4 separate regions of the Homo sapiens genome follow, and all the other regions are linked to region 4. A link is a contact called in ENCODE Hi-C or POLR2A ChIA-PET data. All regions are on one chromosome and are shown on one strand. The core of a region is the stretch at or near the end of the contact, and the rest is flanking DNA. Distances in the headings are between cores, read along the strand shown. Region 1 holds the start of PSMG4 (proteasome assembly chaperone 4). Region 2 holds the start of ECI2 (enoyl-CoA delta isomerase 2). Region 3 holds the start of CDYL-AS1 (CDYL antisense RNA 1). Region 4 holds the start of EEF1E1 (eukaryotic translation elongation factor 1 epsilon 1).

Region 1 (5,026 bases), core at 285-2,784, 4.8 Mb after region 4:
CTCAGCTCTACTGAAACTACAAAAATTAGCCCGGCGTGATGGCTCACACCTGTAATCCCAGCTACTCAGGAGGGTGAGGCAGAACTGCTTGAACCTGGGAGGCGGAGGTTGCAGTAAGCCAAGATCACGCCATTGCACTCCAGCCTGGGCGACAGAGCAAGACTTTGCTTCAAAAAAAAAAAAAAAAAATATATATATATATACAATTTAAGACAAGGTTATACTGGAGTAGGATGGGCCCTTAATCCAACATTACTGATGTCCTTATGAGAAGAGTCGGGCTCACTGAGGAAGGAGGATCATCACTTGAGGCCAGGAGTTCAAGAACAGCCTGGGCAAAATAGTGAGACCCCCATCTCTACAAAAAAACACAATTAGCCAGGTATGGTGGCACATGTCTGTAGTCCTAGCTACTCGGGAGGCTGAGGAAGGAGGATCACTTAAGCCCAGGAGTTTGAGGTGACAGTGAGCTATAATAATGACACTGTACCCCAGCCTGGGTGACAGTGAGAGACCTTGTCTACAGATCTTTGAGAATAAACCTCTGTTGTTTTAAGCCACGCGGTCTGTGGCACTTTCTTACAGCTGCCTCAGGAAACCAGGAGAAACCAGGCGGCGACACGCAAAGCCGGAAAGGCGGGAGAGGAGGGGAAATGATAATGTCCCAGGCTTGGCCCAGCGCGGCAGGGTGAAGGTGAGGGCGGCTTGGGTTTTGTCTGCTTTGACTGGCGGCAGTGCCTAGGGACTCAGCACGTGGAGTGTGAAGAAAGAGGAATCAAAGACAACTGCGAGGCTCTGAACGCACAGCCAGGAAGATGGAGCTGCCATCACAGCGCCAGTCAGGCGGAGGAGGGAGCAGGTTTGGAGAAGAGAGCCTGATGTGTGCCTAGTGCGAAATGCCTGAGACATCCAGTGGAGACGCAAGAGTCCCCAAAAAATTATCAGTGTGCTCAAAATCCAGATGGCAGGAGAGCTACGAGGCAGACGCGTCCCCCAGCGAGCGTGTGGCGAGGACAGACCCAAGACATTCTGACCTACAGAGACCAGTGCGGGACGCAGCTGCGGGGCGGCGGGACAAGGAGAGGGGCCCGGGGCCCGCGCGCAGCTCCCGAGGTGGTGCAGGCCCTGGCGCCCGCGGGCTTCCTAAGACATCCCACGGGTGGGCTTCGGGGGAGTAGGGCGCCCTGTGGACCCAAGAGAAGCCTGGGGGGCTGCAGCTCGCGCAGGCCCGGCGCCCCCGCGCCCCCGCCCCGCCGCCCGCACCCTCGGCCGCCAGGCACTCACGTAGCGGCTGCACATGGCCACGGCGAGGTTGCGCAGGTGCGGCGTGGCCCCCACCCACAGGAACAGCGAGTCCGTCAGCCGCATGACGTGGAAGTGGACCAGCTGCTCCCACAGCCTCGCGCTGAAGTTGTGCAGGGAGACGTCCCCGCCGGCGGCGACAACCAGCCCCTCCATGCCGCCCCACGGCTCCCGGCCCACAGCGCCAGACCCGGGTCCTCGCCGCTGCCAGCCCCGCCAGACCCGATGGAGCGAGCACCGAGAGACCGAGCGCGCTTTCGCTTTCGGCCCCGGAAGGGCGGGGGTGAGGGGCGTGGTCGGGGAGGGGCGATCCCGGGCTTGGGTTGGGGGCGTGGTCGAGGCGGGGCGGCTGCCGGCCCTGGGCGGAGTAGCTGTCCCTGGTTGTCTTGCTGGCCTCTCCCGCACACCAGTACCTCTCTGGACGGGCTGGGGAAACCCACTTGAGTAGCAGAGTGCGACAGTGACCTCTAGGAGTCCACGGGCGCCCAGCAGAACTCACCCTCGCTTTGTTTCCCCCCACCCCCTAATTATTACTGACGCGGGGCATTCAAGGGCTGAAGCCAGCCGCACCGTCCTCCCAGGCCGTGACACTTCGCCCTACAGACATTAATTTAATTAAAAATTTAAAAAGACTGATTTTTAATTAGTTCTTCAAGCACTCTGAGAACGGCCACCTCCCGTCCCACCTCCTCCTCCTAGCAGCCCTTTAACTCCAAGGAGGCTTCGACGGCACCCAGCCCTAATTAAGAATGGCAACGGTATTGGGAGAAAGCCTTTAGAAAGGAAAATTGTGTCAACTAAGTTGGCAGGAGGATGGGCAGGCACCCTTTTGGACGCCGAGTCCCAAGCTGCAGTCATGTACATGGCCTCGGGCTACCCCCTTAACCTCTCTGAGACTCAGTTTCCTCATCTGCAAAATGCAAATAAGAACAGGTGCCTTTCGGAGACGTGGAAAGGATCTCAAGAGAGATTAATGGGAAGCACCAACAATCATCCAATCATCCCATTGTCATACCTATGGGGAGACCCCTTGAACACTTCAGGACATTACAGAGTTGAGAAAAGGAAGCCTTGATGGGTTAAGAGAGAAGGTGGTAAAAGAAAACAGCCCATTTTGTCAGATTCTGTTACAACTGACTTTAGAGATTTAACTTGGAACTATAAAAGGTCTGCTTTAAAAATCTCTAATAGATCTAAGTTGACTAAATTGAAATTTAAGAGGGCATTTTCCATAGTTCTATTTGCTAATTATCGATGATTCAATAATACAGTTAATTTTCAGGTCAATATTTTAACAGCTTTATTAAAATGTGATTAACATACAATAACTGCACATATATAGTGTACAAATTGAAGTCTTGACACGTTATAGCCAGTGAAATCATCATCACAATCCACAAAGTGAACGCGTCCAGTACTCCCTCCTGCCCTCAGTAATGACTCCTGCCCCCAACCACTGATCTGCTTCCTGCCACACAGATTAGTCTGCATTTTCCAGAGTTTTGTATCAGTGGAATCACACAGTATGTACTGTTTTTTGTCCAGCTTCTTTCCTTCATCATAATTATCTTGGGTTCATCTGCTTGTGTGTCAATGGCTTGTGTCTTTGTATTACTAAGCAGTGTTCCATTGTATGGCTACACCATAATTGTTTTATCCCTTTACTTTGTGATTTGAGGCCCTTCAATCAGCTAGGAGGACCCAAAGATTAAGGAAACAAAGTTACCGACCGGTGGAGAGTTCAAGGCCTGGCTGGCATGGCAAATTTCTCAATCTGGATTGTAATGATGGTTTCACTGGTTATACATGTCTCAAAACCTCAATGCTCCTCTCTCTCTCCAGCTTTGCTGTCACTGCTCGGGAAACACACAGGCAGAGGGTCACAGCCAGTCATGCCCAACATCAGCGGCCCTGGAACACTGCCCTGCAGTCCCTAGACAGCGTCCTCTCTCACTCCCCTTGACTATGCTCCCCAAACCCTGAGCTGACCCAAACCCAAGTTCAGCAGATGCCCTTGCTTCTGATGTTATGCAGAAAATAGAGGTGACAAAGCCAGATTTTCCCAGCTCCTTGTCCCTCTCCTAAAATGCTTATCTTCATTGGACCCTATCTTTCCTTCTGCTCACTCTGTGACAGTGAAAGATAAAGATGTCCCTCCTTGTACAGAAGGTCAATCCATCCACCTGTGCTCTGACCCTGTCCTTTCACGTCCTCAGGAACCCCCCTCATTATCTGTGATGCGTCTCCAAAGAGCCTGCATGTGCCACCTAGGTCCACTTCAAAAAAAACTTGTCCCAACTGCTACAAATCCTACCTTCTGCCACGGCCTCCTCTAGAGTCTGCACACCCTCCCCGTGGCAGCCCACATACAATAACTGATGGAGGCAGACTATGAAAGCCAGGCCAGTTTGCCCCAGTGCAGAACAACTCACAACTCTGATGGGCCATTTTGGCTCCAGAGTGCCCAGGGAGTCAGCCCACCCTGCCTACTGCAAGGGCGGTATTCACCTTACACTATCAAAAGAAATCAAGAATGGATGGTCAGGCGGCTGAATGTTGTCACCCCCCAAAAACATTATGATGCCTGGGCCTGGAACCCAACAACTGGAGAGGTGACCAGGTCCCCGGCACCACCATGTGCCGTAACAATCGCCCCAGCCGTTCCCCAAATGACCGAGTGGCTGGCCACACATCACAGGAGGAGGAAGATGCAACATTTGAAGGGTTAGAGCTGGAATTGAGATCTGGGGAAACTGAAGTGTCATCACAGTCCTTCTCGAGTGGGGAACCATCCATACAGGAACAGAAAATAAAGGGAGTCCTCGCCAAAGGTCCACTGGGTCTGTGGACCCATCAGGGGTCATTTCCCTGGTCCTCAAATGTATAACTGGGATATATATACCTAGAAATTAGCCCAGCACCCACATTGGATCTGTGCCCTATAGGGTAGGAGCTATCATAGTGGAGAAAACCAAGTGGAAGCTTCTAGAATTATTGCCCTTCCCCCAGCCAAGCAAGCATGTCAAAAACAGTATTCCATCCTGGGGAGGATGGTGAAAATTTGTGCCACCCTTCAGGAGCCAAAGGATGCAGTGGTGGTAGACTTCATATTGCTATTTAATTCAGTCAAGTCCTGGAAGATGGCAATTGACTTCTATAAACCCAACCAAGAAGCAATCCCCATTGTGGCTGCCATAGCAGATGTGGAATCTTTGCTAGAGTGGTGTGATAATGCCATAGGTACATGGTACGTGACCAAGGATGCAGCAAATGTGTTTTCTATCCCAATCAGGAAAGAGGAAGACAAAACAATTTGCATTCACGTGAGATGGACGACATTCATTTACAGTTTTGCCCACAATTCTAATCTCTGCCCTGTCTGAAAAGATTGGGACTCTCTGGACATTCCACAGAATATCACATTGGTGCATTTGCCCACTGCCACCTGTTTTACCAATACCCCTTCTTCAGTTCCTGCTTTTGGCCATAGGAGGGATCTCATACAAATCACTTAAGGCTCTCGGACTCGTTTGTCTGTGGGCGCAAGCTACAAATAGATGACAGCTGCACTTCTGCCTCACTCAGGCAGTGGGTCTGGGTAACCATCTCATGTAAACAGAACAGCAGCCCAAGGTTGGAGTCTATACAGACTCATGGGCAGTGGGGAATGACCTGGCCAGGCAGTTTAGGTACCTTTGGGGAGAAAGACGGGAAGATAAAAGAG
Region 2 (4,492 bases), core at 1,908-4,407, 4.0 Mb after region 4:
ACTAGTATTTGATGAATGATAGATGTGAGGTGTCAGTGAGGTAAGGGAATCAAAGACTCTTCCAGGTTTCTAGCTTGCACTGTTAATTGGGACAGTGTATCAGAATTGTTCCTCAAGACTGAATGTGACAGACTCTGTACATGCTGTAACAACAGTATCTGATGATGTAAATATTGGAAATAAAAATTATCATGACTGACAGAGTCATCATGTAACATTCTACTCTGATATAATCTATTCTATGATCTTAAAAAAGAAACATTCACACTACCACTGAGCACAACACTGTGAAGTCGATATGCTGACCCCAAAGATTCATTATAGCCGGAGACAACACTTCCTGTGCACCTGCTAAGAGAGTCTGAGATTCTCTCAACCCAAAGAACATCAACGGCCCTCCCAGGCAGCATCAGTCCCCTGCAATCAATAAGACAGGATCTAACCAGACTGGAGGACCCCCTCCCCAAGATTTTCATAAGCTCCAGGGGAAGCTGGTTATATAACAGGGTGAAGATTAGAGCTTTAGAGAGGTCTTGACTGAGTTTCTGCCTTTCCTACTCTTATCCAGAACCATTACACCCTGAAGATATATCTGGAGTCCAGGATTTCACTGAGAACTGGATAGCTGGGCATGCCAATTGTATCTTCAATGGCTCTCTGCTTGCTCTCAGCACGGAATCCAAACTCCTTAGCACAGATACAATGATCTTCAAGCTCAGGTGGAGAATCTACCAAAATCACAATGGTTCCCTTTTGCTGCAACTGGCCCTCCCACCCACAGGGCCATGGCAGCCATGTTTACAAGGCATGGTCTGGACACCTCTTAACAGTTTAGTAAACCAAATACGGACCCAAGATGACCCTCTTTAGGATCTAGGAATCTAAATGTCTGTCTCTTTAACCAGGAATGTCTGTCTCTTTAACCATCTCCTTTCTCTCAAATGCTGGATATAATGGGGCTTTAGTAAATGACAGCTGGTAGATATGCAAATGATTTCTCCAATAGGAAAAACATTCCTCCCGAGGTTATGGTTTTATTGCTCTATGGGATATTAACCAGTTTTGTTTCTAACTTTGCAATCTATTCCAGCATTCTTTTTTTAACATTGACTATATTAAACTAGTCTTTTAACTTCTTCTTTAGCACCCTGTTGGTTCCCTAATTAATGAGCTAAGTAAATCTTTGACACATGCTCTTTCTATATTTTTAAAATTATAGTTTGAAAAAGATAAGCTAATTTCCCACACCCCACTCTTTTCTGTGGTAGGTATAAGCCTGAGAGTAGTTTGCTTGCATTGCAAAAGGTTTCACTATCAAAATATGCTTACCAGTATGAGATTTAAAAAATATTTCCATGACAGCTGTTTCATCTTCTGGAAATGAATGAGTCTTGTATTATCTGCAATATCTGATTACTGCATTTCCATTACCTCTGAGGTTATCTAACAGCCTTGGAGAGAGTCAAGGTCTCTGAGAGAGGCAGCTCAGCCTACCAACTACCACTTTGTAATATATGGAGAGGCCAGGTGTGGTGGCTCACACCTGTAATCCCAACACTGGGAGGCCGAAGCGGGTGGATCACCTGAAATCAGGAGTTTGAGACCAGTCTGACCAACAAGGTGAAACCCCATCTCTACTAAATACAAAAAATTAGCCGGGCCTGGTGGCGCATGCTTGTAATCCCAGCTACTCGGGAGCCCGAGACAGGAGAATCACTTGAACCCAGGAGGTGGAGGTTGCAGTGAGCCGAGATTGTGCCAGTGCACTCCAGCCTACGCAACAAGACGGAAACTCCATCTCAAAAAAAAAAAAATCTCTTTGGGATAAGCCCAAATTGTTCTATTTGACTTTTGGTGTTGCCCCATCTACACTATTACCCAGATCTACCTGATGAAACTTAATGATAAAGTTACTTGAGACTTGGACTCTGCCCACCTGCAAGCCTCCTGTCTTTGGGGAATTCACCTGATTAATCTTTCTGGGTCTCAGTTTCCACATCAGCTCAACAGGGCAATATGCTCAACAGGGCAATTTCCACATCAGCTCAACAGGGCAATATCATTTTCCTTACAGGGTTGTCCAAAGACTTACAATTAGCCTGGCTCACTATAGGTAGTCCACAGGTGTCAGCTACATAAATCTAAAACTCCTAGGCATGCTTGGATGGGACAACTTGGGCACAGAATTTAGAGGGGTGGTTTTGTTTCGTTTTGTTCTGTTTTGTTTTTTGGTTCTCTGGGAACTGGACAAGGTGACACAGCCAAGGCCCTTCCAACTCTTAAGAATTCTTCCCCAAAGAAAATACTTTGCAAATGCCTCAGCAGAACTCAAAAATATCCACAAACTCTTCACTGACACTAAAAACTTGGGTACTCCAAAAATCACTTCTGACCCCCAGGCGTCCTACCAGGTCTGCAAACCTTCGATTTGGGGATGCATGACCTAGCAGCTTTTAAGCATACGCCCTCAATTGTTACCCCACCTCCCGGCTCAGGGCTGGCCCTCGGGATGCAGCGACCCCTCCTCGCCAGGCTCCGCGGGACTCCGGGCAGGGCGCTCAGTGCTCCGGCAGCCACAGGGTTCGCAGAGCTGAGGTCCGCCCGAGAGAGCAGCCGCGCCTCCAGCTCGCAGTTACTCGGAGCCAGGCCGGGGAGCATCTGTGCCCCGCCCCACGCGCCGCGCAAGTCCTCCCGGGATCACCCTCCCCGCGCCGCGAACCCCCCGCACTTCCTCCACTCCCGGGTGATACCCGGCCTCGCTCCGGCCCCGCCCCCGCATCTGAGCCCCGACTCCTAACCGCCTAGAGCTCCCGCCCCGCCCACGCACCGACCCCCCCGGCCCCACCCCCGAGCCCCCGCAGCCCCAGAGGAGGCCACGGGCTAGCGATGGCGAATGCGGCGTGGCTACGCTCTCAGCCTGGCCCCGCCCCAACCCTGGCCCCGCCCATGCCCCAGGCTCCTGCCTGGGCTCTGCTCTCGGCCCCGCCCCGCACCCAAGCCCCGGCCCCACCCCCGAGCCCCCGCAGCCCGGGAGCCTAGGCCCCGCCCCCGAGTCCCGGCTCCACCCCCGAGACCCGGCCCCACCCCCGAGCCCCCGCAGACCGAGCTAGGCCCCGCCCCCGAGACCCGGCCCCACCCCCGAGCCCCCGCAGCCCTAGAGCCGCCCAAGGGATGGCGATGGCGTACTTGGCTTGGAGACTGGCGCGGCGTTCGTGTCCGAGGTAAGCTTGGAGTCCCGGCCGTTCGGCCCATGGTCGCCCGCAGGATACCGCTGTCCAGGCGAAGGTCGCCGCCGTTGGAAGACCCTCCTTCCCTATTGTCTAGGTGGCAACAGGATTTTGCTTTGCTGGTTTTCCGGTGAGGTAGTGCTAAAAAGTGACGACCTCACGCGCGCCCTCCTGCACCGCTGGGCCCGGAGTGGTCAGGATGGGCGCGTCGGGAGGTCAGGGCTATGGTTCCCTGTCAGCAGTCCCCAAGGTCTCCGCCTGCCTCCGCGCACGCTCCCATCCTCCTGGGGCCGGACTCCGGGCGGGTGAGCCGCCCCAGCTGAGCACCCGGGCCTGCACTTCCCAGCCGGGCTGCTTCTGGGGTGCAAAGCGTCGCTTGCTAAAAGCGAGGTAAACGCAAGCCGTTATCACTCGTGTGGACTTAACACTCTGCTTCTTGGAGAACACGTATGCTATAAAGTGAAATGGCCGGGTACAGAGTAACGGCTAAGAAGCACGCTGCACCTCCCTGGGGTCCCGGGAACCCGCACGAATCTGTGCATAGGGAACAAAACCGAAACACGGTGGTGGCCTTGAAGTGGTAGAATTATGAGTGATTTTCCCGACTTTATGTATTTTCTTAAATGGTCGTGTTTTTGCTATTTGTTTTTAAAACTCACGCTTTATTTAAAAATAAATTTGTTCCACATTTTGTGGAAACTTGTACATTTCGGCTTTCTGTGGATATTTTAAATTTTTCTTTCGTTTTCTACGTGGAATTTGCCATATAAGATGCAGTTTTTCCCTTTACAGAAAATCATTTTAATGTAAAACTTACTCTAGGCTGATCTTACTGAATCAGTTACTAATAGTCCAAAGTTTGAACCTAGAGTTCATTGCACCATTTTCGAGTTACATAATTGTGTTTGTGTGTTAGGTTTGGGCTTTGTAACCTGTATTATTTTAATCATCTTTTTTGCCATTAACTCTATTATTCAGTGTCATCGTCGTGAACTCCATTTTTAGCTTGTGGCCTGAGTCCTGTGCATTCAAGTTTGCCACCCCACCCCCGCTCACTATGTGTGCTTAAAAACGTGCTGATCACCCCCGCGGTGGTTGCTGTTTCTGCTCTGTTCCTGGCTGGCTGGTTAAACATACCCATAGAAAGGGGCACGCCTGCTGAGCCCCCTTCACTGACTCCCTTCCACTGCAGGTAGATTCCCTCCCATCTGCTGAGAAGGCTGTGGCTCTATCTGGAATGCCAGCAACTGCTCGTGTGTTCTTTT
Region 3 (5,187 bases), core at 1,291-3,790, 3.3 Mb after region 4:
AAGGTATACTGACCACATACAATGTAAGGAGAAGCAACAACCTTACCCTTAATTCTACAGATGGCAGCTTCCTCCTGAGAACTTCTGCAAACACTTGCTCTTAAAAAGCAACAAAAAAGTTGCTAGAAGACTAACATCGCAGACAACAAAGCTCTATTCTATGCCAACAGCAATAATACGCCCATAAGAGAAGACAACTGAAAGGATCCCTGGGGCCACAGGGCTCTACTTGTTACAGATGCTTCCTTAAGTCCCTCAACACCCAGGTCCCTAAACGCATCATAAAGGTGAGTCTAGAGAGTCTTCGCAAGTTTTAAGTCTCTTAGGAACTTATTTATAAATACATGTGAAACAAGAGAATCATTTATCCAGAAGAACAGAAAGCCTTCCAAACTTCTGTACTCCCAGGAAGTCTACTTTGAAATACGTCAAAAGAAGTTACATGGAGACATACAAAACATGTCTAAAGATCCAAATTGGTAACTCTCAAACTTGAAGCTGGTTTAAACCCATCGACCAGAACTTACAGTTCTGGCTATGCCCTTCTCATTTGCAACGCTGCGGCGCAAATGAATGACGGTGTATCAGCGTTAAATTTAAATTTCCTGGCTCTGGCCACAATGCTAACCTAATTAAAGCATGTGGTCAACGTTTAGCATTTTCGGTGCGAGATTTTGCATCGCTTTGGCGAACAGCAAAGTCGAAAGCGTTTGCACCGGTCTTCTCCCCGCCACCCCCCGACCAGGGGCAAAACCCTCTCCCAAATGCTTTATCAAATGATCCAGAAACCCCCCCACACCCCACCCCCCGTACCGCCCACGGTCCCCGCCGAGCGGCAACGGAGGCACCACTTCCACGACCCACGCCAAGAGCACTTTGAGCTCAGTCCGAGCAAGTCACTTGTGTCAGCACCACTTCCCCACGGCTGGGACCCCCCCCCCCACCCCACGCCCGGCAACTTCAGGACCCCCCGGCCGGGGCCCCTCGGAACGGAGGCTCGGGCTCCCCTCACACACATTTCCCGTCCAGCAAACTGCGGCCGCGGCGGGGGAGGGGACGCGGCGGGCGCGGGCGGCGAGCGGGGCCGTCGGGCGGCGCGGCCGGGCCGGGAGGGGCGGCGGGCGGGGGGCGGCCCGAGGCCGGGGGGAGGGGAGGTACCTCGTACAGCTCCTCGGAAGCCATGGTGGGCGGCGGAGTTGCGGGCGGGAGGGGCAGGGTCGGGGCGGGCGCCGGCGCCGGGCGGCCGACACTTTGTTTCAGTTGGGTCCTGCGTGGCCTGCGCTTCCTGCTCCCGCGGCCGGCCGGGCGCTGGGCACGGACGAGCCTCTTGCACTCCGCGGCCAGTGCGGGCCGGCGGCGCGGCGGGGTTGTGCGCAGGAGCAGCTACGCAACGCGCCCTGGGCGCCCCGCGCTCACTCCCCGGCGGGCCGGCTCGCGCTCGGGCTCATCGCGCCCCGCCGCGGGGCCGGGCGGGCTGGGGCGGGCGCGGCGGCGTGCGGGCGGCGCGGCCGGATCGCGGCTCCCCTCTCCGGTGTAGTGCAGAAAGCTTCCTACTTGCGACCAAAAAACCTGCCCCGGCTACTGAGCATGCCCAGTGCGGCCGCCCGGCCCTGCGGAGCCGCGCTCCCGCGCTCCGGGTTTTCGGGCCGCCCGCGCGGGAGGGGCGGGGCGGCGGCGGGGCGGGGCAGCCGAGGGGAGCAGTGGGCTCCGCTCGGGGCCGAGGCGGGCGGCCGGCGGGGCCGGGAGCGAGCCGGCAGGAAGGGGAGGAGCGGGGCAGTCGGGGGCGGGGCCGCGAGCGCGGGGGGCGGGGTGGTGGGCGGGGCTCCGACTTCCCCAGTCCCGCTTGCGGGGTCGGCCTGGCCCGCGGCACCGCCCCCCAGCCCGCCTCGACGTGGGCGCTTGCGGCCCGGCCCAGGGCAGGCGGGACCTGGACCTCGAGGTTCGAGGCGCAGCGCGGTTGTGCACACCAGGACGGGCAGCGACGGACCCGAGATGGGGCAGGGAACCATGCGAGCGAGCCGGCCCGCGTCTGGAGCCCACCGCCCCGACGGCAGCGGCCGCGCCGTCTACCGCGCGCCTCCCTCCAGGAGGAGCCCAAGAGGCGGCCTCCGTGCGCCCGCCCGTCCGGGGCCGGGCCAGCCCGCGAAGGGCCGGCGGCGTGGCCAGGTGGAGCACCCACCCCACCCCATGCCCGCCCCACCGGCCGCCGCCAAGACCCGGAGCCCGGGCCGCGCGCCCCGCGGGGTGGCCCGGCGAGCTCCGGCTGGCACGCTGGCTCCGCGGCAGGCCGGGGGTGGGATCCGGGGGGCGGGAGCCGGGCGCGGCGGAGGGCGGCGCGAGGGCGCGGCTGCCTCCGCTCTGCCCGCAGCTCCCCCCACGCCAGGCCTCTGGGTTCCTCTCGGAGCGTCCGCCTCCTCCGAAGCGCAGCTGGGAAGGGACCGAGTCTGGATTCCAGGGAGGTCCGGGTTCTAATCGAACGAGGCTGTCAATGGTGGTTCCTTTCGCGGAACGGTGTGGACTACACGACAGGCCCTCGCTCAGAACAGCGAGGGCTGGCCCGCGCTCCACTTCCCAGGGAAGATCTACTGCCAGGGCACACCTGCCGGGCCCTGGACGTGCCCCATCGGTGGCGAAAGAAGGGGCTTCCTGACCCAACTCCCCCAGACAGCCGCCAACTCCGATCACTCTGGCCGAGTATGCGGAACTTCCCCACGGGGCACTGCAGAGGCATTAGTTCACCCTCTCCCCCAGGCCCTGCATCGGGAAGCCCTCGCCAGTTCCTCCATGTCTCCCCGGGCATCCTTCGGGCCGCCTCACTCCTCCGTGCTCCATCTCGCTCCAGTTCCTAACCTACCTTGGAGCCACAAGGCTCCTCCCACCAGTTTTCTTCCTAAAGCCCTATTCGTTTGTGCCCCCCAACAGCGTTTCAACAACCACGGGGCGTCTCACAGACCCCGCGGTTTCCTGTCCTCCCCACGCCCAGGAACAAGCACCACGCCAACCCTTAAGTCACTGCGAGTCGAATCGCCGTTCCCCTTAAGCGGTGCTTCTACCTGCGGTCCCCACCGTTTGAAACAAACTCCCAGCTCAGGGATCACCTTAAAAGGATAGCCTTCCTGACTTCCAGGGCCAAATCGGTAACTCCCTCTTCAAGCGCTGCCTAAGCACTCACGCGTGCTCACTGCAGCACTCGTCTCTGTATTTTAAGGTTTGTCTACTCTTCACCCCACCCCAACTCCAAACGATGACCTTCAGTCAGACTTCATCTTCAAATTTGACGCTGGCCCCTAGCACCATTCTCTATACAGGAAATAAGGTGTTGTTCAATGAATGGAATTTCAGTGTCCACGAGAAAGCCCAATACCTACACATCCAATTCCCATTATCAAATGTTTGCACAAGAATCGCAAATTAAAGCCACCACTTCATCAACTGGTCAAGGCGCCTCAAGCTCTGCCTCTTTCCCTGATGGCCCAGCCAATTCCCTCTCCCTCCTCCAAACAGCGCCTCTTTCCTCTCACTTAGCATTTCCATTATATGCTGCATTTCATTGTTGCCTTCTCTCTAGGTTTACCAATTTATCAACAAAAGTTGTAAGTTCCTTGAAGGCAAGGACTAGGATTTTATACATTTGGGAAATCTCAAAGCATTGAGTGCACACTTCGGCAAGCGCTCAAATACTGGCAGGTGATAGTTTAAAATCCCTCAAGAAAAATCAACTGTAAAAAAGAGATCCTCAATAGGAAATAGATACATATAACATATAAGCCTATTATGCAATGATGGACCAATACAAATACAAGCACTTCTCGCCATGACCATTACTCCAATTATTGCCCCCTTCAGAACATCCACAAGCTTAGGCATTCACAAGGGGCTCCACCATGTGCGTAATGGTACTGTGGTCTCCAAGGAGTCTCCAAAACTGCCATTGTTGCCCAGGAGAGGGAAAGAAAGGAACATAGACATCCACAACAAACATATCCAGATATTGAGCTAGTAAGGCGATTTTCCCCATTGTGGAAACAAAAAGGGGAAGAATTATAGCCTCAAAAAGGCAACTCAAAAATGTCAATTTACATAGACCTTTGTCAATTTACGTAGCTTTTCAATCTTGACAATCTGGAATGTTTATGCTGCTATCCTTAGTCTACAACATTAAGAGTAACCACCAGTAGCCTCTAAAACAAAGCAGGAGTGAGCCATACTCCTAAGTTCCAACCACCTCTCCACTCTGACAGTTGGCTTCCACTGGCGAAGGAGATGGGTATCCACCTAGCGACTGAGAAATTGAGGAAGTTCTCAATTGTCCACTTTGTTCCTTTCATCTGCCCTCCATTTAAAACTCACTGATTTATGGAATGCTATTTTGCTTATATATACATATATATTTTAACCTCATTCGTTCAATTTGTCTTACTTTTAAGCAAACTTTGCTTTCCTCCGTCACTTTTTTATATAAACATTTTACCAGCACTCATAGCAGAAGTAAATATGCCCAAGATTATTTAATGACTTGGAATTTCCACCACCTTTTATGAAACAGTGAAGTTCTGTAGTTTCCATGACCACGTGTGTGGGTGCTATTATTTTCTCAGTGGCTTAAGAATAAAAGTGAAATCACATCCCCTAAGCACACCGGGAAGATTGCAGCAAAAATACATACAGCACAATACCATGCACTAGTAAGACATATGACTCTTAAAAGATTAGAGAAGTGGTCAACAAGAGAGACGATATACACACATGATTAAAAGACACGTCTACCAGCAATAAACGATTCTTACCTGACCTGCTCCCGTTGTTGTAGGCCAACATAATTCAATTCTCTCCTCCTCAAATCCAAACAATTGATCATCGATGGCAAGTTCTACCGACGATAAGACTCTTCAGATCAAGAATCACAGCCTCTTCCCATCTCGGGAGAATGATAACTAAAACCTGAAATCTGAGATCCTCCTCTTTTCCCAATCACCAGCCAAACCAGGCATGTCTTCCTTTCTCCCAAGAATCTGCATTTCATCTACATTTGAATCCAAAGGCATCCAAGGGGAGATGGGGGATGGGACAGAAAAAAACAAAAGAAGCCAAAATCTAGCTACTACTATTCTCAGAGCCAAAGGCGTTTTATGGTTGGGTAGCTGTGAAAAGCTACTGATAATGATTCCCTTCAACAGTTTTGTACCC
Region 4 (5,225 bases), core at 2,113-4,612:
AGTTTATGTTCCACTTGCCAAATTAATTTCATTTGACATTTAATTTATATCCTAAGGTACTGTGGATTTAAAACTTGACTATGATAATAGCAGATTAGAGAAGTGTTCTATTTGACAAAATCAATTCATCAAGTTACTTTTATTATGAGTAAGGCTGTGTTGATATAGATATTTCAGATCAAATATGTAGATCATCTAAAAATACATTTATTGATTATTTCTAATAAAATATAAGCTTTCTCCTCTTTCTTATGTCTAATGTTAAGTGAAGTAAAGCTTGCACCTGCTCACCGTAACAACAGAGAAAGGAGACATTAGAAAATCAGAACAGTGTGGATTTAAAAGCCAGGAAGCAGAGTTGAAATTCTGCATCTGCCATAGGGGGTTTCAACCCTGGCCACATATTAGACTCAGCTGAGGATTAAAAAAATAATAATAATAGCACCCAGTCCCACCCCGGATAAAGTGAATCAGAATCTCCAGTATGGCATGGATTTTTTTTTAAATCCCCAGATGATTCATGCACAGATCTATTAGTTATGTGAATTTGGGCATGGAATTTAATACCCATAGTATATAAAATGGAATGTAGTAGACATTTGCCACAATCATGATGTGACAATCCACTTAAAAAAATTAACAGTTTATTAGTTGGAACCAGACTTGAAAAAAAGATTTATATATTGCAATTGGTTGACAGTTCCCTTATAATGCTTTCAACTTACAGGTTCACTTCTCTCTGCCTCTTCTTTTTGCTTTGCAATTTACTTGTTGAAACAACTGGATCATTTGTCCTATAGTTTTCATGATCTAGAATTTGCTCATTGCATCTCCATGACATCATTTAACATGATCCTCTTTCCTGCTATTATTTCTTGTAAATTGGCTGTTAGATCAAAAGGCTTGGTCAAATTCAGATTCGATTGGCAAGACTGGGTGATGATGTACACCTCTCTCAGAAGCAATTTATGTCTGTTTGTCTCTGTTTTTATGATGTGAATAGCTATTGATAATTGTCACCTAGATTCATTATTATATCCGTAGCTGCAAAACAATAATATTCTATTGTTCTGTTTTTATTAGTTAGAATTCTATAAAGACATTTTTCCTCATTAGAGTTTAGTTTCCCTGAGATACAGTTTACATAGGATAATCATGAAAAAATATATTGGTTTCTTCATGTGTTTTCTTTATCCTTTTTCAAAATAATGAATTGGATCTCTAGTATCCTCCAAAGGTAACGAATGAGGGTTATTTTGATTTTGTTCTTGTTTTTTTTTTAGTATCATTATGAACTCATAGACTTAAACATATTCAACATGTTTCAATTCATTGCAATTATTCTTATCGACTCTCAGCTTGTAATGACTATTATTGACCCTCAAGTGATCTGATCCTACCCTTTGACTCCCCTCATTACTCTTAGATACTTTCTTTTCTTTCTACTATAACTAGATGGTCCAGACTGATCTCCCCGCAAGGTTTGGATTCAGCCGGTCTCCAAAGAGCCCCCATTTCTTTTTGTGGGAAATAGTATTTGAAACCAGAATCTGGGTGCTGGGGTGCTCATTGCTACTGAGTTGTCCTTGTTTCTAGGCCTTTTAAGTAAACAGAGCTAGGTAGGAAATACTTTTCATTTTCCTTAAGATAAAAGCGTCATAAGTTCATATTGATATTACAATTCAAATTCAGGACCAGAAAGTTTTGATTTAACCTCATCTACCTTACAACTCCTCTTTTGGGCAACACCAAACACCCAACTTTCCAGCAACACCACATGATTGCATCTTTGCTTTATTCCACAGTACATATACAGCACCATACCAATGCTGACACTGCCAAGATGCTAACCAAACCAACAAACAAAAAGAACCAAAAACAGGTTTTCATGAATTTTGTCCTTAAAGCATATCTTACTAAGAGTATACAATTAAATGACTGTGCTATAAAGTCACTTAAAAGAGGTCCACACTGGGTGATGATGTCATCAATTTGATGTACAATATGCTTTGTTCTGCTTTCAGTTTTTTAGGGATTTCTTTTTTAATTTGATATTTCTATAATTATGCAAAGGCCAAACCTTATTTTCAATATACCACCCATTGGCATTGGATAAATGTTAATTTTTTTAAAAAATGTTTTATTACAAGCAAAAAGTGTACCTAAACCCTGAAAATGGATATGTGAATTATCTTAGAGGGTTGGTCTTTTAAAAAGTAGTAGAATAGTCATTCCATTATCTGAATATGGAAAGTAAAACAGATAATTTAGTGCCTAACAATCCACTTATACTGAAATTTCTTTTGTATTTTGTTATGTTGATTTGGCAAAAGTTTCTTTTCCTTATGTTTACTTCTGCTGACAGAGTAAACTCATTAAGTATTCTGGGATAGGGAAGGTGTAACACAGTAACAACATTCCCCACTAAACTTTGATATTTCTGATTCAATGATGAGTTACCTTGTAGGATTGTTCTATTTCTCTCAGACTAATACACACTTTGTTTATTCATTCTTCAAAGTGGAAAATATTTTGTATTTTCACAAATCTTTTGGAAATATTCAACATATACTACTAATTTTCTTTCTTTCTTCCTTTCTTTCTTTTTTGAAGATACAAGAATGTAGCAAGTTAGTGGGGCAAAGTTATGCACCTTGTTTATTTATATACCAAAACTTCATAAATTATGTAACCAGCCTTCTGGTACTGCAAAAAAAGATCATTAATGCCATTAATGGCTTATTTCCTTGAGCTGTAATTATTTGACCCCTATCTGACATACTCCGTGTTCTGTGAATAATCTTTAAATGTATAATTCTACTGCTAGTGTTGAGCTGTAGATCAACAGTAGAAAAACCAGTTTTTCGAATTCACCACTACAACACAATTAAAATCCTCATGAATTATGCTACACGTTAGAAACTCCTAATGGACTGTGAACTTTTTGCTATTCAATTTGATTGTTCAAATTTACAGATTCCTGAACCAAACTAAGGCAAATTTCAGTTCCCATCATATATAAATTCTCTTAGACTAGCAAATGAGTTAACGAGTTACCGCTGGCAGCCATGTCAATAGATTGCCATTTAGAGATCCAGATCCAGTCTACTGCAGCCACCGAAGCCCGGCCTTGGGGCCTTTCTACCAGTAACTAGCTCCCCAACAGTTCGAGTGGAAATTTACCATCACTTCTCCACCTGTCTCACACCCCGCCCTCAGCCCCGCCCCTTCCACCGGCCCCGCCTCCTGTGCTTTGGCGCGCGCTCTCCACGCCCCTTCCGTTCAGCCAATCGCCGCTGAAGTTTGCAGGAGTGGGACTTCTGTTTCCACCAATGCGGGAGGTTCTTGTTCTGCAGGTCTCGCGTCTGCCAGGAGCTACGGCCGGAAGATGGCGGCGGCCGCAGAGTTGTCGCTACTGGAGAAGTCCCTGGGACTGAGTAAGGGGAATAAATACAGTGCTCAGGGCGAGCGACAGGTGAGAAGGAGAGGCGGCGCGGAGGGGAAGAGGTGGACGGGAGCGGGGCCTGCCGAGCCCTGGCAGGACCCGGGCCGGCCACCAGATACGGGCGGAGTGAGGATGCTGCTACCCAGCTCCCCACGTGTCTGCGCCGCTAGCCGGCTGGCGCCTCTGGGCCTCGGCCCCTGCCATCCTACCTCCTGGAGGGAGGGGTTAACCAGCTCAGGTTGGGCTTGGCCTGAACTTCACCTCCTGGGAAATTGTCATCATCCCATTATGAGGAAACAAAACCAGTTGGAGGAGGGTCCTCACAGGGCTCTTAGACCAACCTGGAATGTATTCAGTAACTGGCTTTTTTTTTTTTCCCGTAATCGCACCTTTCATTCAGTTATTGCGCAGCGACTCCGTTATAGCTAACAGGGTGCCAGGTAGCACCGTGCTGGGTCTGGGGAATACAATGATGATTTAGGGGAACATGCTTCCTCCTCTCAGGCAGCTTGCTTTTTGGCCAGGTGGACAAACATTGCAACCATTTAAATTGGAAGAGTGCCACGTTGCACCATAAATGGCAGAGAGAACACCTAAGGAGTCTTGGCCCAATCTAGGGGATTCGGGGAAGGCGTTTCTAAAGCCTTGGATTATCAGTTTAAGTGTTACGACCCACAGTGAATGCGGGAAACATCACAAGGTATGAGATTGCCTGGTTAGGCACTGTTAGAACGTTTGTGTTTTATAGTTGTTTGTCGTAGAAGGAATGTATTAGAGAAGGAAATTGGTTGTAGGAAGACTACTTTGGATATATGTTTTTTTTGCTCCTTTGAGATTTTTTCCAAATGATGTTTGGTTTTTGTCTTTAATTTTTTCTCTTCTTCATTTGGTCCATGTGAAGATCTTGTCTAGAAAGTAGTAGTATAGTTTTTATTTAAGTTAACCTGAAGCCTAGAAAGGTTAAGTGTTCAGCCTAAGATCAGCCCTGTGATTGGTGGCAGAGTAGGCGTTGGAGCCAAAGTGGCCTTCTTTTGGTGTTTCCTCTGCCCCAGTGATAATTCCGTCCCTTCGGCCCCTACTCCCTAGCTTAGTGTATATATTATATAATATATATGTAGTATAAATATAATATATATGGCCGAGTGGACAAACATTGCAACCGTTTAAATTGGAAGAGTGCCATATATATATATATATATATATATATATATATATATATATTTTTTTTTTTTTTTTTTTGAGACAAAGTCTCACTGTGTCGCCCAGGCTGTAGTGCCATGGCATGATCTCGGATCACTGCAACCTCTGCCTCCCGGGTTCAAGCGATTCTTCTGCTTCAGCCTCCCAAGTAGCTGGGGTTACAGGTGTTCGCCACCACGCTCAGCTAATTTTTGTATTTTTAGTAGAGACCGGGTTGCACCATGTTGGCCAGGCTGGTCTTGAACTGGTGACCTCAGGTGATCCACATGCCCTGGCCTCCTAAAGTGCTGGGATTACAGGCGTGAACCACTGTGCCTGGCCTAGTTTATATTTTTTAGGGACCATTGCCAAGATATGAGTATTATCTAGTATGAGAAACAATCATCAGCAAATAATTTAAAGCACAACATAGTAAGCACTTCATGGACTGTCGTGGGTGAGCAGCAACTCTCTGGGGCTGGTGGCGCCAGGGTAAGAATTTACCAGGACAGCTGTACGTAAAGAAAAGCAGATTTATTAGAGAAAGTATGAAAATATGTTGCAAGAGTGCAACAGGCAAGTTAGTAAGAGAGGAGCTAAC

The links. Hi-C counts contacts between places; a loop is a spot of excess contacts on that map. ChIA-PET counts read pairs that join two places held with the same protein, here RNA polymerase II (POLR2A). Pooled maps may share reads with other maps.
Region 1: a loop to region 4 is called in a map of CD8-positive, alpha-beta T cell, with 23 times the contacts of the local background. The contact joins the promoter of PSMG4 here to the promoter of EEF1E1 in region 4. A Hi-C loop is called at or near these places in 1 of 168 maps with a recorded cell type or tissue (CD8-positive, alpha-beta T cell), 1 of 37 single-sample maps with no recorded cell type and 4 of 50 pooled maps.
Region 2: a loop to region 4 is called in a map of CD4-positive, alpha-beta T cell, with 6 times the contacts of the local background. The contact joins the promoter of ECI2 here to the promoter of EEF1E1 in region 4. A Hi-C loop is called at or near these places in 3 of 168 maps with a recorded cell type or tissue (CD4-positive, alpha-beta T cell, CD4-positive, alpha-beta memory T cell and CD8-positive, alpha-beta T cell) and 9 of 50 pooled maps.
Region 3: a loop to region 4 is called in a map of CD4-positive, alpha-beta T cell, with 6 times the contacts of the local background. The contact joins the promoter of CDYL-AS1 here to the promoter of EEF1E1 in region 4. A Hi-C loop is called at or near these places in 2 of 168 maps with a recorded cell type or tissue (CD4-positive, alpha-beta T cell and naive thymus-derived CD4-positive, alpha-beta T cell), 1 of 37 single-sample maps with no recorded cell type and 7 of 50 pooled maps. POLR2A ChIA-PET finds 5 or more read pairs at or near these places in 1 of 52 experiments (T-cell).

What each region holds. Positions count from the first base shown.
Region 1 is chr6:3,255,455-3,260,480 of GRCh38, reverse strand. It overlaps PSMG4 (proteasome assembly chaperone 4), which reads right to left and starts at 1,534. Exons shown (of 3, transcript NM_001128591.2): 1 at 1,285-1,534. The coding sequence starts at 1,458. RefSeq lists an enhancer at 825-954 and silencers at 1,075-1,174, 1,225-1,344, 1,465-1,714.
Region 2 is chr6:4,134,240-4,138,731 of GRCh38, reverse strand. ECI2 (enoyl-CoA delta isomerase 2) reads left to right here and starts at 3,157. Exons shown (of 10, transcript NM_206836.3): 1 at 3,157-3,221. The coding sequence starts at 3,172. ECI2-DT (ECI2 divergent transcript) reads right to left here and starts at 2,660. Exons shown (of 4, transcript NR_103764.1): 1 at 2,484-2,660; 2 at 1,330-1,371. RefSeq lists silencers at 2,602-2,811, 2,972-3,111.
Region 3 is chr6:4,772,779-4,777,965 of GRCh38, reverse strand. It overlaps CDYL-AS1 (CDYL antisense RNA 1), which reads left to right and starts at 2,540. Exons shown (of 2, transcript NR_183279.1): 1 at 2,540-2,694; 2 at 3,209-3,440. CDYL (chromodomain Y like) reads right to left here and starts at 1,562. Exons shown (of 7, transcript NM_004824.4): 1 at 1,159-1,562. The coding sequence starts at 1,182. RefSeq lists silencers at 1,211-1,760, 1,781-2,410 and enhancers at 2,218-2,871, 4,796-5,187.
Region 4 is chr6:8,100,685-8,105,909 of GRCh38, reverse strand. It overlaps EEF1E1 (eukaryotic translation elongation factor 1 epsilon 1), which reads left to right and starts at 3,362. Exons shown (of 4, transcript NM_004280.5): 1 at 3,362-3,475. The coding sequence starts at 3,389. EEF1E1-BLOC1S5 (EEF1E1-BLOC1S5 readthrough (NMD candidate)) reads left to right here and starts at 3,315. Exons shown (of 7, transcript NR_037618.1): 1 at 3,315-3,475. RefSeq lists silencers at 3,110-3,309, 3,450-3,569, 3,778-3,963.